Linked DNA regions of Mus musculus: region 1 is linked to region 2. The links are chromatin loops, found by intact Hi-C in ENCODE. Cell type or tissue: left cerebral cortex. All regions are shown on one strand. Links, peaks and the distances in the headings refer to the core of each region. The heading gives the core; the rest is flanking DNA. Region 1 overlaps Clca3a1 (chloride channel accessory 3A1). Region 2 overlaps Clca1 (chloride channel accessory 1).

Region 1 (8,340 bases), core at 237-8,236, 290 kb after region 2:
TAGGGAATATGGGACTGTTTGGATTGTTAACTTGATCCTGGTTTAACTTTGGTACCTGGTATCTGTCTAGAAATTTGTCAATTTCGTCCAGGTTTTCCAGCTTTGTTGATTATAGCCTTTTGTAGAAGGATCTGATGGTGTTTTGGATTTCTTCAGGATCTGTTGTTATGTCTCCCTTTTCATTTCTGATTTTGTTAATTAGGATGCTGTCCCTGTGCCCTCTAGTGAGTCTAGCTAAGGGTTTATCTATCTTGTTGATTTTCTCAAAGAACCAACTCTTGTTTGGTTAATTCTTTGAATAGTTCGTCTTCTTTCCACTTGGTTGATTTCACCCCTGAGTTTGATTATTTCCTGCCGTCTACTTCTCCTGGGTGAATTTTCTTCCTTTTTTTCTAGAGCTTTTAGATGTGTTGTCAAGCTGCTAGTGTGTGCTCTCTCTAGTTTCTTTATGGAGGCACTCAGAGCTATGAGTTTTTCTCTTAGAAATGCTTTCATTGTGTCCCATAGGTTTGGGTATGTTGTAGCTTCATTTTCATTAAATTCTAAAAAGTCTTTAATTTCTTTCTTTATTCCTTCTTTGACCAAGGTATCATTGAGAAGAGTGTTGTTCAGTTTCCACGTGAATTTTGGCTTTCCATTATTTATGTTGTTATTGAAGATCAGCCTTAGTCCATGGTGGTCTGATAGGATGCATGGGACAATTTCAATATTTTTGTATCTGTTGAGGCCTGTTTTGTGACCAATTATATGGTCAGTTTTGGAGAAGGTCCCGTGAGGTGCTGAGAAGAAGGTAAATCCTTTTGTTTTAGGATAAAATGTTCTGTAGATATCTGTTAATTCCATTTGTTTCATAAGTTCTGTTAGGTTCACTGTGTCCCTGTTTAGTTTCTGTTTCCACGATCTGTCCATTGATGAAAGTGGTGTGTTGAAGTCTCCCACTATTATTGTGTGAGGTGCAATGTGTGTTTTGAGCTTTACTAATGTGTCTTTAATGAATGTGGCTGCCCTTGTATTTGGAGCATAGATATTCAGGATTGAGAGTTCCTCTTGGAGGATTTTACCTTTGATGAATATGAAGTGTCCCTCCTTGTCTTTTTTGATGACTTTGGGTTGGAAGTCAATTTTATTCGATATTAGAATGGCTACTCCAGCTTGTTTCTTCAGACCATTTGCTTGGAAAATTGTTTTCCAGCCTTTCACTCTGAGGTATTGTCTGTCTTTTTCCCTGAGATGGGTTTCTTGTAAGCAGCAGAATGTTGGGTCCTGTTTGTGTAGCCAGTCTGTTAGTCTATGTCTTTTTATTGGGGAATTGAGTCCATTGATATTAAGAGATATTAAGGAAAAGTAAATGTTGCTTCCTTTTATTTTTGTCGTTAGAGTTGGCATTCTGTTCTTGTGGCTGTCTTCTTTTTGGTTTGTTGAGGGATTACTTTCTTGCTTTTTCTAGGGCGTGATTTCCGTCCTTGTATTGTTTTTTTGGTTTTTTCGGTTTTTTTCTGTTATTATCCTTTGAAGGGCTGGATTCGTGGAAAGATAATGTGTAAATTTTGTTTTGTCGTGTAATACTTTGGTTTCTCCATCAGTGATAATTGAGAGTTTGGCTGGGTATAGTAGCCTGGGCTGGCATTTGTGTTCTCTTAGTGTCTGTATAACATCTGTCCAGGCTCTTCTGGCTTTCATCGTCTCTGGTGAAAAGTCTGGTGTAATTCTGATAGGCTTGCCTTTATATGTTACTTGACCTTTCTCCCTTACAGCTTTTAATATTCTATCTTTATTTAGTGCATTTGTTGTTCTGATTATTATGTGTTGGGAGGAATTTCTTTTCTGGTCCAGTCTATTTGGAGTTCTGTAGGCTTCCTGTATGTTCATGGGCATTTCTTTCTTTAGGTTTGGGAAGTTTTCTTCTATAATTTTGTTGAATATATTTGCTGGCCCTTTAAGTTGAAAATCTTCGTTCTCATCAACTCCTATTATCCGTAGGTTTGGTCTTCTCATTGTGTCCTGTATTTCCTGGATGTTTTGAGTTAGGATCCTTCTGCATTTTGTATTTTCTTTGATTGTTGTGCCAATGTTCTCTATGGAATCTTCTGCACCTGAGATTCTCTCTTCCATCTCTTGTATTCTGTTGCTGATGCTCACATCTATGGTTCCAGATTTCTTTCCTAGGGTTTCTATCTCCAGCGTTGCCTCACTTTGGGTTTTCTTTATTGTGCCTACTTCCCTTTTTATGTCTAGTATGGTTTTGTTCATTTCCATCACCTGTTTGGATGTGTTTCCTGTTTTTCTATAAGGACTTCTACCTGTTTGGTTGTGTTTTCCTGTTTTTCTTTAAGGACTTGTAACTCTTTAGCAGTGTTCTCCTGTATTTCTTTAAGTGAGTTATTAAAGTCCTTCTTGATGTCCTCTACCATCATCATGAGATATGCTTTTAAATCCGGGTCTAGCTTTTCGGTTGTGTTGGGGTGCCCAGGACTAGATGGGGTGGGAGTGTTGCGTTCTGATGATGGTGAGTGGTCTTGATTTCTGTTAGTAGGATTCTTACGTTTGCCTTTCGCCATCTGGTATTCTCTGGAGCTGTGCAGGATACACTCAGCGGGGTCCTGGAACCAAGATGTCTGTGCAGGGTATACTCGGCAGGGTCCCGGAACTAAGATGTCTGCTACCAATGCTCAGGCAAAGCGCTCCTGCGCCGGGCAGGTCCCTATCCTCTGGCCGGGAAAATGGTCACCTGCCTGTGCAGGATACACTCAGCGGGATCCCAGAACCAAGATATCTGCTGCCGATGCTCAGGCAAAATGCTCCCGCGCCGGGCAGATCCCTATCCTCTGGCCGGGAAAATGGCCAGCTCTCTGTGCAGGATACACTCGGCGGGGTCCTGGAACCGAGATGTCTGCTGTCCATGCTCAGGCAAAGCGCTCCCGCGCCAGGCAGATCCCAATCCTCAGAATTCTTAAGATCGCGTGGCTGGTGTTGTGGGTATCTGGCGGTAGTCAGCCGACTCTGCGCCCGAGCTACCCCAGTGCTGCTCGGACCGAAGGGGGCTTGTGCCCCTACTCAGACCGGGTTTTCTGCTTTCCTAACTAATGCAGTCTTAGGTCCCGCACGATTGGATTGGAGCAGATGCTGTGTTCCACTCACCAGAAGTCTTAAGATCGCTTGGTGGGTGTTGTGGGTAGCTGGCGATAGTCAGACGACTGAGCACCCTAGCTATCCAGGTGCTGCTCGGAAGTTATATTTTCTAAAAACAGCATTACTACACAGTCAAGCAAGGCTTTGTATCAGAACAGTGTGACCTAGTGTTTAACTGTGCTGTATACTCTCTGACACACTCTTATCATCAATGCGAACAAACAGCATCAATTTTCATTTTAACTTACTATGTGACTAATCACTGTGCTTCATTATAAAGGTGCTGATACTGTTAAAAATGATGGCATCTACACAAGATACTTTACAGATTATCATGGAAATGGTAGATACAGCCTAAAAGTGCGTGTCCAGGCACAAAGAAACAAAACCAGACTGAGCTTAAGACAGAAGAACAAGTCTTTATATATACCTGGCTATGTGGAAAATGGTAAGTAGTATTAAAACAGATATGGCTTACCTGCAGATAGATAGACAGACAGATAGATACATAGATACATAGATAGAGCAAACACTGAATAGAGAGTCACACCCACCCAACTATATAATTATGGAGTCAGCCTTGTGATTTAAAACAATATTCATGTCAATGGGCCCAGCATAAATGACATTTCCACATAATTTGTTACAATCTTCCTCAGTTTGTTTTATTTCCACTGAAAAATACATTTCCTGACCTTGTGGAACAAACCCTGTGGTAAGTTGTAAAGCTGAGTGAAATACGAGTATTGTCGCCACGGATCTCATGAGAAGGTGATAGGGAAAACAGGGTCAAAAATTAGTTTTAACTTATCACATTTCAAAATGATAGTTAAGCCAGCTTTCTCCCCCTTATTATTTTAACATTTATCTTTATGTGCATTGGTGATTTGTCTATATGTATATCTGAAGGTGTCAGATCCCCGAGAAGTGAAGGGACAGACAGGTGTGAGCTGCCATGTTGGTGCTGGGTACTGAACCCAGGTCCTCTGGAAGGACAGCCACCGTTCTTAACCACTGAGCCTTCTATCCAATCCTTTCTTCCACTTTTCAGTGTCTGCTGTCAATTTACCTAAGCCCTGAGCAGATGTAGGTCAGCACGAGATAACAAACAGACAAGATGAGAGTCACAAATGCCTGGGGGTGTTTTTTTATAGGTAAAATTGTACTGAATCCACCCAGACCAGATGTCCAAGAAGAAGCCATAGAAGCTACAGTGGAAGACTTCAACAGAGTAACCTCTGGAGGGTCGTTTACTGTGTCTGGAGCGCCCCCTGATGGCGACCACGCTCGTGTGTTCCCACCAAGTAAAGTCACAGACCTGGAGGCTGAGTTTATAGGTGATTATATTCACCTTACATGGACGGCCCCTGGCAAGGTTCTCGACAATGGAAGAGGTGAGTCTGATGGCGAATTTAAAATGTAATGAAAGACACCCCTTTATCTTTCATTTTTCCAAAGCTTCTTCAATGTCTCACTTATAAATAATATTTATGGAATGTCTTCTATAGGCCATTATTCATTTATTTTTATATGTAAAAGCTGAACTTCAGAAAAGCTGAAATAGGACAAAGTTATTCCTGTCATTTTAATTTAAAATTCTCAAACCATCTCTAATATTAATGTCCTGTCCCTGACCTCTGCTCCCTGTCTGCACAACCTTGAAATTACTTTAAAACAAACACTAGCAGATTTCTGCTACATTCGTTGTAATGTACAATTTTCTAAGTATTTCTACACTTGGGAAATTCTATTCAGCGATTGTTGAGTTTTCAAATACAATCAAGTTTTAAGGGACAACCTCTACTCTCAGAACAGTTAACCAAAAGGACACACAAGCACCCAGATACTTTAGGATAGATGAATGAGATAGATAGATGACAGACAGATAGATCCACCTACATAGATTACAAGGATTCTGTGGAGGACAGCAGCAAGGGGGACACAGCTTAATCATCAGGTGAACTGAGTTGTAAGCACAAGCAGAGGCTTTAGCCAGGCCCTGGGCAGAGGTGCAGAGTGACTCAAAAGGCAAAGCTTCTCACCGCACATCTAAAACATTTTCACATTTCCTGAAAACGTTAAAAAACAAACCCATGTGGATAGGATGGAGTCCAGTGCTCGCCTGGCATGCACAGGCCCTCAGTTCAATTCTGAGCACCACATATAGGTAACAAATAAACAAATTTGTAAAAAAAAAAAAAAAAATGTCCACACCCACACCAAAAGGACATTAGATGTTTTCCTTTCACATGTAAAGATACAAGAAGATATTTTCTTATCAATATCAATGACTGAGGTAGATTACTAACATCAGTATCAGCCTGTGAGTCAACACTCATATAAGCCTCCTCCTTTCCTTTCCTGATAAAATAATACTTTTTTTAAAAAAGCATTTCAGACAGCTATTAACCACAACTTACTACTTATTAGTACAGCTAAACACTTTTATGCATTTATCATTTATAATTCTCACCACCGGAACAGTGAGCATTCCAAGAGTGGGTTAGAAAAACTAAGTATGTTTTAAAAAATTTAAAAACTGAACCTTGGGGAGCCTCTAGAAAAGTGGCCTGGTAAAGAAGAGTGCTTGCTCCTGTACCCCAGAAAACCCGGGCAAGGTGGGGCATATCTCTAACCACAGACTGGGTTGAGGAGCAGAGACAGACACCTGAGGGAGGGTTGCCACTGCCCAGGAATAACACCTGGAACAGCTAGTTCTAGTTGCAAATGTTTTAATTCAAGCCAGAAACTTTTAAAATAGGAAACCATACCACATTCTTAAAATTCAAGACAAAGATTTTTTTAAGACCGTGTCCTTCATCTTGGAGACCAAAGGAGTAAGATCAGCAAATTCAGTCTCCGGCCCTCATGTACACACACTGAAACTGGAGATGAGACACATTAAAGAATAATAGCGATGACTCAACAAATGGCTCCCCAGGCAAGAGCTGGTTGTTCTTCCAGAGGAGCCAGGTTCAATTTCCAGCACCCACAAGGCATCTCACAATCTTCTGTTACTCCATCTTCAAGGGACTCTCTTCTGGTCCTTTACACCAAACATGCACATGGTGCTCAAACATGCAGGCAGGCAAAACACCCACACACGTAATAAAAAAAAAAGTATTAAAATAAACTCTAAAAAAGCACAGTAGCATAGAATTAAGAGCTAGTGAAGGTCAGACTAGCTCCTCAGCAAATGTTTACGTAGTGTTCATCCTACTTCTGTGACCTTTGACTCCTCCTTATCTGTCGTCCTCCCAGGTCCTGTCTCTGAGTGCTCCCACATTGCTCCTTCCCTGAACTTGATAAAAAGTCACAGAGGACACTTATGGTCTTTACTGAACATGAATATTATGTGTTCCCTGTTCTAATATAAAACTGAATTCCACTGTTTTTTCTAAATAAAAAACTGGCTTCTGGGTGGAAGGCAGGTCACGTATCATCTTACTTAGGGTTCCATTGCTGTGAAGAGACACTATGACCACAGCAACTATTGTAAAGGACAATATTTAATTGGGGCTGGCTTACAGCTTCTGAGGTTCAGTCCATGATCATGATGGGAAGCATGGCAGCATCTAGGCAGACATGGCACTGGAGGAGCCAAGAGTTCTACATCTTGATCCAAAGGCAACCATGAGAGACTCTCTCCATCACAAAGGCATAGGACCACAAAGCCAACTCCTACAGTGACACACTTCCTCTGACAAGGTCACACCTATTCCAACAGGGTCATACCTCCTAATAGTGCCATGTCCCATGCCCAAGCATATTCAAATGACCACATTCCACTCACTGGCCCCATTGGCTTGTTCAAACATATGATTCTGCGGGGCTGTACCTAGCCATAGCATAATGCAAAATGTATTTTGTCCAACTTCAAAAGTCCACAAAGTCTATAGTGTCTCAACAATGTTAAAAGTCCAAAATTCAAGGAACCTCTTCTGGGATTCTTACAATCTCTTAACTGTAATCTCTAATAAAATCAAAATCAAAAAGAAGATCACATACTTCCAACATCACAGGATATAGATTACCATTCCAAAATCTCATAGTGGGGAGACACTGAAGCAAAGCAAGACCGAAAGCCAGCTGAGCAAACTCCAAACTCTGCATCTCCATGTCTGATGTCACAGCGCTCTTCAGATCTCCAACTCCTTTCATCTTTGTGGACTGCAACACAATTCTTTCTCTTGGGCTGGTTCCACACCCTGAGAGCAGCTTTTCTCAGCAGGTGTCCTGTGGACTCAGCATCCCTAGTTTTTTGGAGACTCTGTACTGGCTAGTTTTGTGTCAACTTGACACAGCTGGAGTTATCACAGAGAAAGGAGCTTCAGTTGAGGAAATGCCTCCATGAGATCCAACTGTAAGGCATTTTCTCAATTCGTGATCAAGGGGGAAAGGCCCCTTGTGGGTGGGACCATCTCTGGGCTGGTAGTCTTGGGTTTTATAAGAGAGCAGGCTAAGCAAGCCAGTAAAGAACATCCCTCCATGGCCTCTGCATCAGCTCCTGCTTTCTGACCTGCTTGAGTTCCAGTCCTGCATCCTTTGGTGATCAACAGCAGTATGGAAATGTAAGCCAAATAAACCCTTTCCTCCCCAACTTGCTTCTTGGTCATGATGCTTGTGCAGGAATAGAAATCCTGACTAAGACAAATTGGTACCAGGAGTGGGGTATTCCTGTGACAAGCTGACCATGTTTTGGGGAGGACTGTGGAAGGACTTTGGAACTTTGGGCTTGAAGATCCATCCGTTGTTAAGAGCTCTGTCGGATGCCGTGTAGGAGCTTGGAAGATAATGTTGAGAACACCGCAGAAGATGGAGGTCTGGTTTGTGAAATTTCAGAGGGAAAATTAAAGACTCTTTTCAGGGCCATTGCTGTTCTTGATTGTGAAGATTCTGTAGTTCTGGTTAGCTGGGGCTGAAGAATCAGCTGTGATTAACAAGATACCAGAACTACCAAAGCAAAAACTTTGCATTATTGGGACTATTGATGCTGGTTAGCTGGAGCTAAGAAATTAGCGGTGATTAAGAAGAGACCAGCATCATTGAGGTGACATCTTCTGGGAAGTGTTTTCTGAAAGCACAGTGGCTGTGTTCCAGATATAGCCAAAGTTGTACCTTGTGCTGTGGCTGGACTTGGTAATGTGTAAGGGTCACCCAGGTGGTACTGGTTTTGAAGGCATGAAGGAGTTGAGCAGAGCAGCTGAGGCT
Region 2 (8,340 bases), core at 95-8,094:
GCATATGAAAAACGCACGGCAGCACCTAGGACACAGTCCAAGTCGAATGGACTGTAGCTGCTGTCCCTGCGTCCATGACCTTCTGTTTGTGTTCCTGGTGCACTTGAGCAATGGTTTTAATTTATTGTATTTTCAATTTCTTAGGGTTTTATTTGTTATTTTTTCATGTATTAGTTTATACATTTCATTATTAGGCAACGTTATCACTAGCTTCGTTATCATTTTAAAAATTAGTTTCCTTCTTTGACAATTTCATAATGTATATAATGCATTCTGATTAGTAGTGCGCACGTGCGTGCACACACACACACACACACACACACACACACACACACACACACACTGCCTTCTCTCCCATTTCCATCAGCATCCTCTCACATCTCATAGCCTCTTTCCTGGGTTCATGACTTTTAGTCCTGTTTAGTGGCAATCTATGTGACAAATGGATGGGAATTATTCATGGGACCTCGGTGAGGTTACCAGTGGACACAAGAATAAAGGCAATGACTGTTTGCTCTGTCTCTTTCTGTCTCTCTCCGTCTCTCTCTCTCTTTCAGAATCTATCTAGCAAACACTTGGGCACTGAGGGTTAGGGCCCCCTGAACCTCTCCTCCATTGGTCATCTTCTTATCCCTTCTGAAAGCAAGTTCCTAGAACAAAAGTCCAGAAGATTCTCCCAACGATGCCTCATGAAGCAAAGTCCAGAAAGTGGAGTTTGGGTAAAAAGCCGTCTTGTCTGTCAGGGGTTCCTATCTAGACTATTACTCAAGCAGGGGTAGGGTGTGGAGGTTGCGAGGATGATGCTGTTTCCTAGGAAACCCTCATACCTTGCCAAAAGGCCACGAGACCATCTTCAGTCCAGGGAAGTTCATTCATGCCTGAAATTGATCATTTATCTGAAACCTAGAGTGAGTTTTTGATTGCCACAGCAAGAATAAAATAGATACCCGGAGAAAGAAAGAAGGTGTAGAAGGAGGAGAAATGTGGCTGGTTTGTTTCTGTCTCCAGCTGATGTGTTTCAGGGATGCGCCAGGAGAGCATGGCACATTATCTTTAATAACAGCAACTTGGGAGTTTGGTGAGCTTCAGAGCACTTGCCCTCACTACTTGGTGGGTTTCCTCCTGAAAAAAATTATTTCTTAACACAGTTATTAAATTAACGTTCTAAAATGAGCAATGACTCAATTGTGTGAGCTAAGTTGGATTTTCCTACTTCCTTCTGAGCAACAAGAACACAGTTTACTATAACGGTATCCTGAGGGCCCCTGCTTAGTAAGAGGCAGCTCCTCCTGTTTGATGTCCAGATCTGAAGACTTTAGAGACTTCCACCACGACTGCAGCTGCTGCTCTCCTCTTCAGTCTCTGCTTCAATAACCTTCCTTTTGAGGAGAGATTCTCTGCCTTGAGCCCTTGTTAGGACAGAGCTCCTGAATCAGCAGGACAGAGTTCTGGGGTCTCCCACCTGCGGATGTGGTGCAGGGGTAGGTGCTATAGTGGCTCTGTCCACCACTCCGGGCCCTCATCAACACTGCTACTGTTCCATGCAGAAACCTTGGGAGGACATCCCACAGATGAATTTCTCTCTCTCTTTATTTCTCTCTCTGTCTCTCAACCTCTCTGTTTCTGTCTCTGTCTCTGTTTCACTGCCTTTCTCTGTTTCTCTCTGTCTCTGTCTGTGTGTGTGTGTATCCATTTCACTGTCTGTCTCTGTCTCTCTCTGTCCCTCTATCTCTCTGTCTCTGTTCCTTTCACTGTCTGTCTCTCTCTGCCTCACTTCTCCTTCCCTCCTCACCCCACACCCTCCTGCATGTCCAGAACACACATAACAATGGGAATCTTCAGTGGTGTCTCTTCAATGCACAGAGTCTAGGTCCTAGCTGGCTTGGTGCTAGTGTCTCACTTTGACTCATCAATAATTTGCTCAGTCAGTCAATGAGCCTTTCATTGATTTACATAGCAAATATTTGCCAAGCAACTACATTATATCAGGTGCAGGGATCCAGGAGTCAGCAATATTCTATGCTTGTCCCTAGGAAAAACTGGGCCCATCCGGTAATCAACAACACCACACACATGCCCTTCTCTCAGCCAGAGTTTAAACGCCTGTGTGGATATGATGTCACACTCTCAGAACTCAGAGCAGATGGCACATGCCTCTATTAAACTATGTAGACAAGAGTATTTACTTCATGCTTGCACTTCATCTTGGCAAGCATCAAATAGTCATGCTTCGTGGGTGGAATTTTACTCAGGTATTCAAACACAGTCAGGTTTATACCCAACCATCAAGCATTTGCTGATTTTAATTAAAAAATAATAATTTTTGGAAGAAAGATAGCATGTTAAATTCTCCCAGTGACTGTTCAAATCTGGACTTTGGGGGACAGACATGCAAAGCACTAAGTATGCTAAGTTAGAAAGGGATTCCTTATTGCCATTATTTGAAATGGAGGGGGAGGGTAGGCATGGAGAACATGAATAAATTCCCCAAATTTAGCCACGGAGAAGGGCAGGAGCAAGACTCAGATTTGCATCGGTAGTTGAGTATTACCTCCCCAAACCAAGATAGGCAGTCCTCCTCCATGCCTTCTTCCACTGAACACAGTATCCACATGAGGTTTGCGGCAGCCAGGACTCTGCTCCTGCAGGGACCCCGTTTTTCTGTTATTTTTTTCCCAGTAGCAGCTACATAATGGAATAGTTCCTGTTCGAACAGACAGACCTCATGCCTATGTCCCCATTCCATTTTAACTTAAATGAGCATTTCTTAACCTGGCATCTGTGGTCACGGACTCCAGTTTCTCGCCTCTTGCTATCCTGACTCCACTCCCCACAACACTGCTGTCTCCATTCTGCAGACTTGCCTCACCCAGTCTCGCACATGGCAAGAGACACTTCCTGGCCTTAATCCTGTCACTTCTGTTCTCCTTTCTTTGCATTGAGGCTCATCCCCTGGCCATCTCAGAGCACCAGGGTTCTTTTCTTTTCTTGTCAATGCTAAGTCTCAATCCTGGCTGGCACAATGCCTTCTTTCTACAGCATCATCTGTACACTGGTCACAATGAGCCTGCAGGGGCACCTGCTACTGGTGTTCCTTCATTTCTGAGAAATATAGCTATGCACAATTTGCAAATACGTAATGATGCTGTTTCCTTAAGTCTAACTCTTAATACTATACTAAAATGAATGTTACTTTAACATGTAACATTCGATTTGCCTTAACTGTTATGAGATTCAGCAGGTAAAGGTCTCATATTCTCTCCACCATTGATTGTGTGCTAAGGCTTGGAGAATTATATCCCCAGTTCTCAGTTTCTCTAAGTTTTATTTATGGCCAAAGGATCAAATGCAATGAAGGCACCAGATGACAGTAAGAACTAGTGCTAAGAAAGCATTCTTCCTAGGGTCACTTGTGTGATGTCGTTTGTGAAGTAGTCATGACATTTCCCAGGCTATAAGTGGTGAAATCCGAGCTTATAACTGGAAAGTGTCTAATGCTCTCAAGAGCTTAAGCCAGGATTAGCATCTGCCTTCAGAGTCTGTGTTGCTCACCATTGCTCTGTGGTGTGATCAACACTCAGAAAGATTGCTTGCTGTTATTAAGGAAGCCATGTCCCCTGCCTAGCTAGGCTTTTGAAAGGAAAATACAGATGCATCTTGAAATGATTCATCGTAACTCAATCTGTCCTCAGTGATGTTGTTAAGCGTGTTCTTTCCTCTCAGGACATGGTGACTCAGGCCTCTCCATACCTGTTTGAAGCTACAGGAAAAAGATTTTACTTCAAAAATGTTGCCATTTTGATTCCCGAGAGCTGGAAGGCAAAGCCTGAATATACGAGGCCAAAACTTGAAACCTTCAAAAACGTGAGAACAAGTTGTTTTTTTTTTTTTTTACATCTATTACATCTTCTGTGATCTACTGGTTGTTTGTTTGGTCTGTTGTTTGGTTTGTTGGTTGCTGGCTTGTTTGGTTGGTCATTTGGTTGTTTGGTTGTTCTGTTGGTTGTTCAGTTGGTTGTTTGGTTGGTTGTTTGGTTGGTTGGTGATTTGGTTGATTGGTGGTTTGGTTGGTTGGTCATTTCGTTAGTTGATCAGTTGTGTGTGTGTTTGTTTGTTTGGTCAATTGCTCAGTTGCTTGGTTGTTCAGTTGGTTGGTTGGTTGGTTGGTTGGTTGGTTGGTTGTTTTAGGGGAAATAGTGAAGAACGAAATGAAATTGTGGCAAAATCTGCCAATTGTGAGTAAGGCCAATTTGTTTGCTGAAATGGTATGATCATATTTTATTGTATTTCAGGCTGATGTCCTTGTATCAACAACCAGCCCTCTAGGCAATGATGAGCCCTACACCGAACATATAGGAGCATGTGGAGAAAAGGGGATCAGGATTCACCTGACTCCTGACTTCTTAGCAGGAAAGAAGCTGACTCAGTATGGGCCACAAGGTATGGAGTCAGCACATCAACTGTATTTAAATACTGTATTCTCTTTCTAAGCAAGCCTGAAGATGACAAACTAGAAATTAAACATAGCTTTTCATTTAAAGCAAAGAATCAGAGACATGTATTTCTGAACTATAATTTAACATTTGTTTGTGTGCCTGAATTTTGGATTTATGAAATACTATAGTGCCAGGCAATTGCAGTAAAACTGTTTGGCCTGAAGCATTAGACTTCTATGGATTGATCTATGGGCCTCACCTGACTAAATTAGATTGACTTCCTGCAGTTCATATGATAGCCACCAGATGGCGACAGTGTGCTTGGGCTCACCGGATCTGAGTTCCTGATTCAGCAGGATTTGATTCCTGCTTTCATAAAATTCAGGAGAGGCTCAGGTTCTTCACTTCTTAACAAGTTTCCAGATTGTGCTGCACTGTACGCCAGTCTCTGCAGAGCAGGCAGAGTCACCTTGTGGTTAGATCCCAAAGCTTGTCTTTGTTTCTCCCTCTGTGTGTGTGTGTGCCTCTCTCTCTCTCTCTCTCTCTCTCTCTCTCTCTCCCTCCCTCCCTCCCTCCCTCCCTCCCTCTCTTCCATCTCTCCCTCTCTCTCCCTCCCTCTCTCCTTCTCTTCCCTCTCTTCCCTCTCTTCCCTCTCTCTCCCTCTCTCCCTCTCTCCCTCTCTCCCTCTCTCCCTCTCTCCCTCTCTCCCTCTGTGTGTGTGCAGGATGGGTGGTGGTGGTGGTGGTGGTGGTGGTGGTGGTGGTGGTACACACCAGTCATCCTAATACAGCTGAGGCAGAAGGATCCTGAGAATGAGATCAACCTGAACTGCACAGGGAGACCCTTAAGTTCAATTCTTACAAAAATAAACTATCATGTCAATATGAGCTATATAGAGCAATTTTCAAAAGAAGTATTCAAAATCCACATATGTGCTTTATATATACACACAAATGTGGTTAGTCACTGAATTACTAGTGTTGAAAGAATAATGGCTAAAAAAGATTAGACTGCTCCAGAATGAGGAAAAGGCAGGTCCTGGTTCTGTGTGCCCAACCCCAAAATTATTATCACTGATTAGAATGGTCTGAACCATGTCTCTTTGTTCTATAATATTCCATTTCATTTTTATAACTAGAACAGAAGATTCCTGACCTATGATTCAATAAGTATGTGTTGAGTTAATTGATCTAACTGTGCTTTTCCGTCCTGACCTCACTCTAGCCACCACAGCTGGGTATCATACCATTCCCTTAAATGATTCCTTTATATACCATAACCCCAGTCCTTTGCCCTCAAAGACTTCCATTACCTTTATCAGACAGTCGTTCCCTTTTCAGAACTTGAAGGAAATTTCAGTGCAAAACCTAGGAGCATAGCAGGAGATCGGAGTTGAGCCTCCGAGTCGTCCTCTCACCTAGATATCTAAACTCAGCCCACCTTGAGTTATAATTCAAACAGTAAGATACATGTAAGTCACATTATGAACTAACCAGTACCCCGGAGCTCTTGACTCTAGCTGCATATGTATCAAAAGATGGCCTAGTCAGCCATCACTGGAAAGAGAGGCCCATTGGACACGCAAACTTTATATACCCCAGTACAGGGGAACACCACCAGGGCCAAAAATATGGGAATGGGTGGGTAGGGAAGTAGGGGGGGAGGGTATGGGGGACTTTTGGGATAGCATTGGAAATGTAATTGAGGAAATTATGTAATAAAAAAAAGAAAAAAAAGATACATGTAAGTCACTAAGAGTCACTCAAATATAACATACATAATGTGTGCCTAATAATCTCTAGATATGATGTGCCCAGATATGACAGGAGATAAATTGTATTGCCTCTCTTCACAGAGATAAGCTTCGATGACAGCATAAGATGCAAAGCATCAAATAATGGGGTATAATGGAACTGCAAAGAAGGAGTGCCTAGTCTGATCTGAGCATGTTAGGATGTCAGTTGAATGAATCAAGGCTGAATTTTTTCCCCTAATGCTTTGGAGACGGAATCTCAAAGAGTTGCTAAGTCTAGCCTTAAACTAATAATGATCCTTCTACTTTAGCCTCTTGTATAGCTGGGATTACAGACCCTGGCCACCAGTCCTAGATAGAAGCTTGGTTTTGAGAGAAGAACAGTAATTACCACTGTAGAGACAGTGAGAGACGCCAGCAAGAAAAAGCCTGTGAAAAGAAGAGCCAGAGGCGTAGAGAGTCTGACTGGCCTACAGCAAAATCCTGAGAAATTTGCTGTGATGATAGAGCCCAAGGTGAAGAGCAGGGAGCAGGCCAAGGTGAAGTGCTCAGGCACCCACAAGCTGTTCTAAGGAGTTGTAATTAACCCTTGTGCTGCAAGGCAGTTCTTTGATCCTGCATGTCCTCAACAAGACCAAGCAGTGTGTTGTAGGTCAGCTGCCTGACCAGGGTATGAATAATTCCCTCGCTCTCACAGATCATGCCAGGGACACATGATAAGTCAAAACAGATATGTGTATTGTACAGAACTGTGTACTTGTCATGTTAGGTCACCCTCAGGAAATCAAGCTTCCAATTTTATTATTTAGAAACTATAATGTAGCAAAGCAAAATAAGCATTTAGAGGAAGGTTCTTTCTTGTGTGGGGCTATTTCCCGTTTATTATCTTCAGCTCTTTGACTTTTGTCTCCCAGACAGGACCTTTGTCCATGAGTGGGCTCACTTCCGATGGGGAGTGTTTAATGAATACAACAACGACGAGAAGTTCTACTTATCCAAAGGAAAACCCCAAGCAGTGAGGTATGCATCTTCTGACTTTGTATCACCAAAACGATTCCAAAATGCAACCAAACTTTCCTGGAATTGCTTTTAAAATACTAGTTTTCTGTCTCATTTTTTGATCTCCAAGACACTCTTTATGTTTCTACAAAATGACCAATTTTTCTTACAAGTGGTTCTGTTAACTGAGTTTCCTACTTGGTAAGTCACTGCCAGGCACAGCCTGCCAGGCATTTCTGCCTGTATCTCTAGGTCACACAGATCACATCCCAGAGTCACTTTGCTGACATGAGCACATGTTGCTTTGATTTTTTCAAATCTCAGCCAGCGGCATCATTCCAACCCCGCATTGTCTATATTTCCTGCTTGTCTTTTCTGAGCTTCCCTTCCATTAGATACCAGATCCTTGCTTAAGAGCGAAGTTGTTTTGTACTCAGGGCTTTCAAGATCTAGAAACATCTATCAGTTTGTTCCCCCTTCCACATCTGGGGAGCATGTTAGACAACATGACTGCAATGCCCCCTTAAAGGGAAAACTCATCAAAACATATTAACAATATCCATAGTCCCTTGTCTTACAAACAAACCTTTTAAGTATTTGTAAGCCCAGAAGTTACTCTTGTCATATGTTACATAATATCTATGTGAGCCAACAGTCTGTGTCATATTTAATAGAGAAATGCTAGGGACAGTTTAATAGGGACAGTGGTAGCAAGAAGACAAGAGTGTAGTCACAGCTGTCTCTGTTTATTTGAGGAAGTCATATCCAATTCAGTCACACATTAAACTGAGGCAGGGCAAAACATGACACCAGAGGGGAAGAGAGAAAGTGACGCTTACACAGACGAGAGCTCCATCCAGAAAACCAAAGATCATAAAGGGAAGGCCAAACTGTCAAGGGAAAGGGACAAAGGGACATGACACAAGGGGATATTACAGGTGCTTTCCATATATTAGCAATAAATCATTCAAACATTTAGTGGAAAACTCAAGGCAACAATTCAATGGAAAACACAGTAAGAAATATAGAAGGTAAATTTAAAGAAAATTAGAAAATAATTCAGGATGGTTTAAAAGAAAACCAAGGCAGGGGGGATTTCTATACATGGAATGTATAAAATCAAGTTGATTTACAAATTTTATGAAATTCTAG

The links. A loop is a pair of places that touch in the nucleus more often than their neighbours do. Peaks named below come from ENCODE experiments on the same cell type or tissue, not always from the same donor. Only the 100,000 strongest peaks of a DNase experiment are listed, where the experiment ranks them.
Region 1: it touches region 2 in a loop (3-fold over the local background); 8 of 42 quality-filtered maps call a loop at or near these places.

What each region holds. Positions count from the first base shown.
Region 1 is chr3:144,733,100-144,741,439 of GRCm38, reverse strand. Clca3a1 (chloride channel accessory 3A1) reads left to right here. Exons shown (of 14, transcript NM_009899.4): 12 at 3,410-3,577; 13 at 4,284-4,523. Among named protein-coding and RNA genes, the nearest start is that of Gm34866, 10 kb to the left of the region's middle. In left cerebral cortex, for the core only: a CTCF peak has its summit at 4,414 (motif pointing left); a DNase peak (open chromatin) is centred at 4,396.
Region 2 is chr3:145,023,395-145,031,734 of GRCm38, reverse strand. Clca1 (chloride channel accessory 1) reads left to right here. Exons shown (of 14, transcript NM_017474.2): 2 at 3,724-3,864; 3 at 4,293-4,440; 4 at 7,104-7,209. Among named protein-coding and RNA genes, the nearest start is that of Clca1, 5.2 kb to the left of the region's middle. In left cerebral cortex, for the core only: a CTCF peak has its summit at 4,733 (motif pointing right); a DNase peak (open chromatin) is centred at 4,744.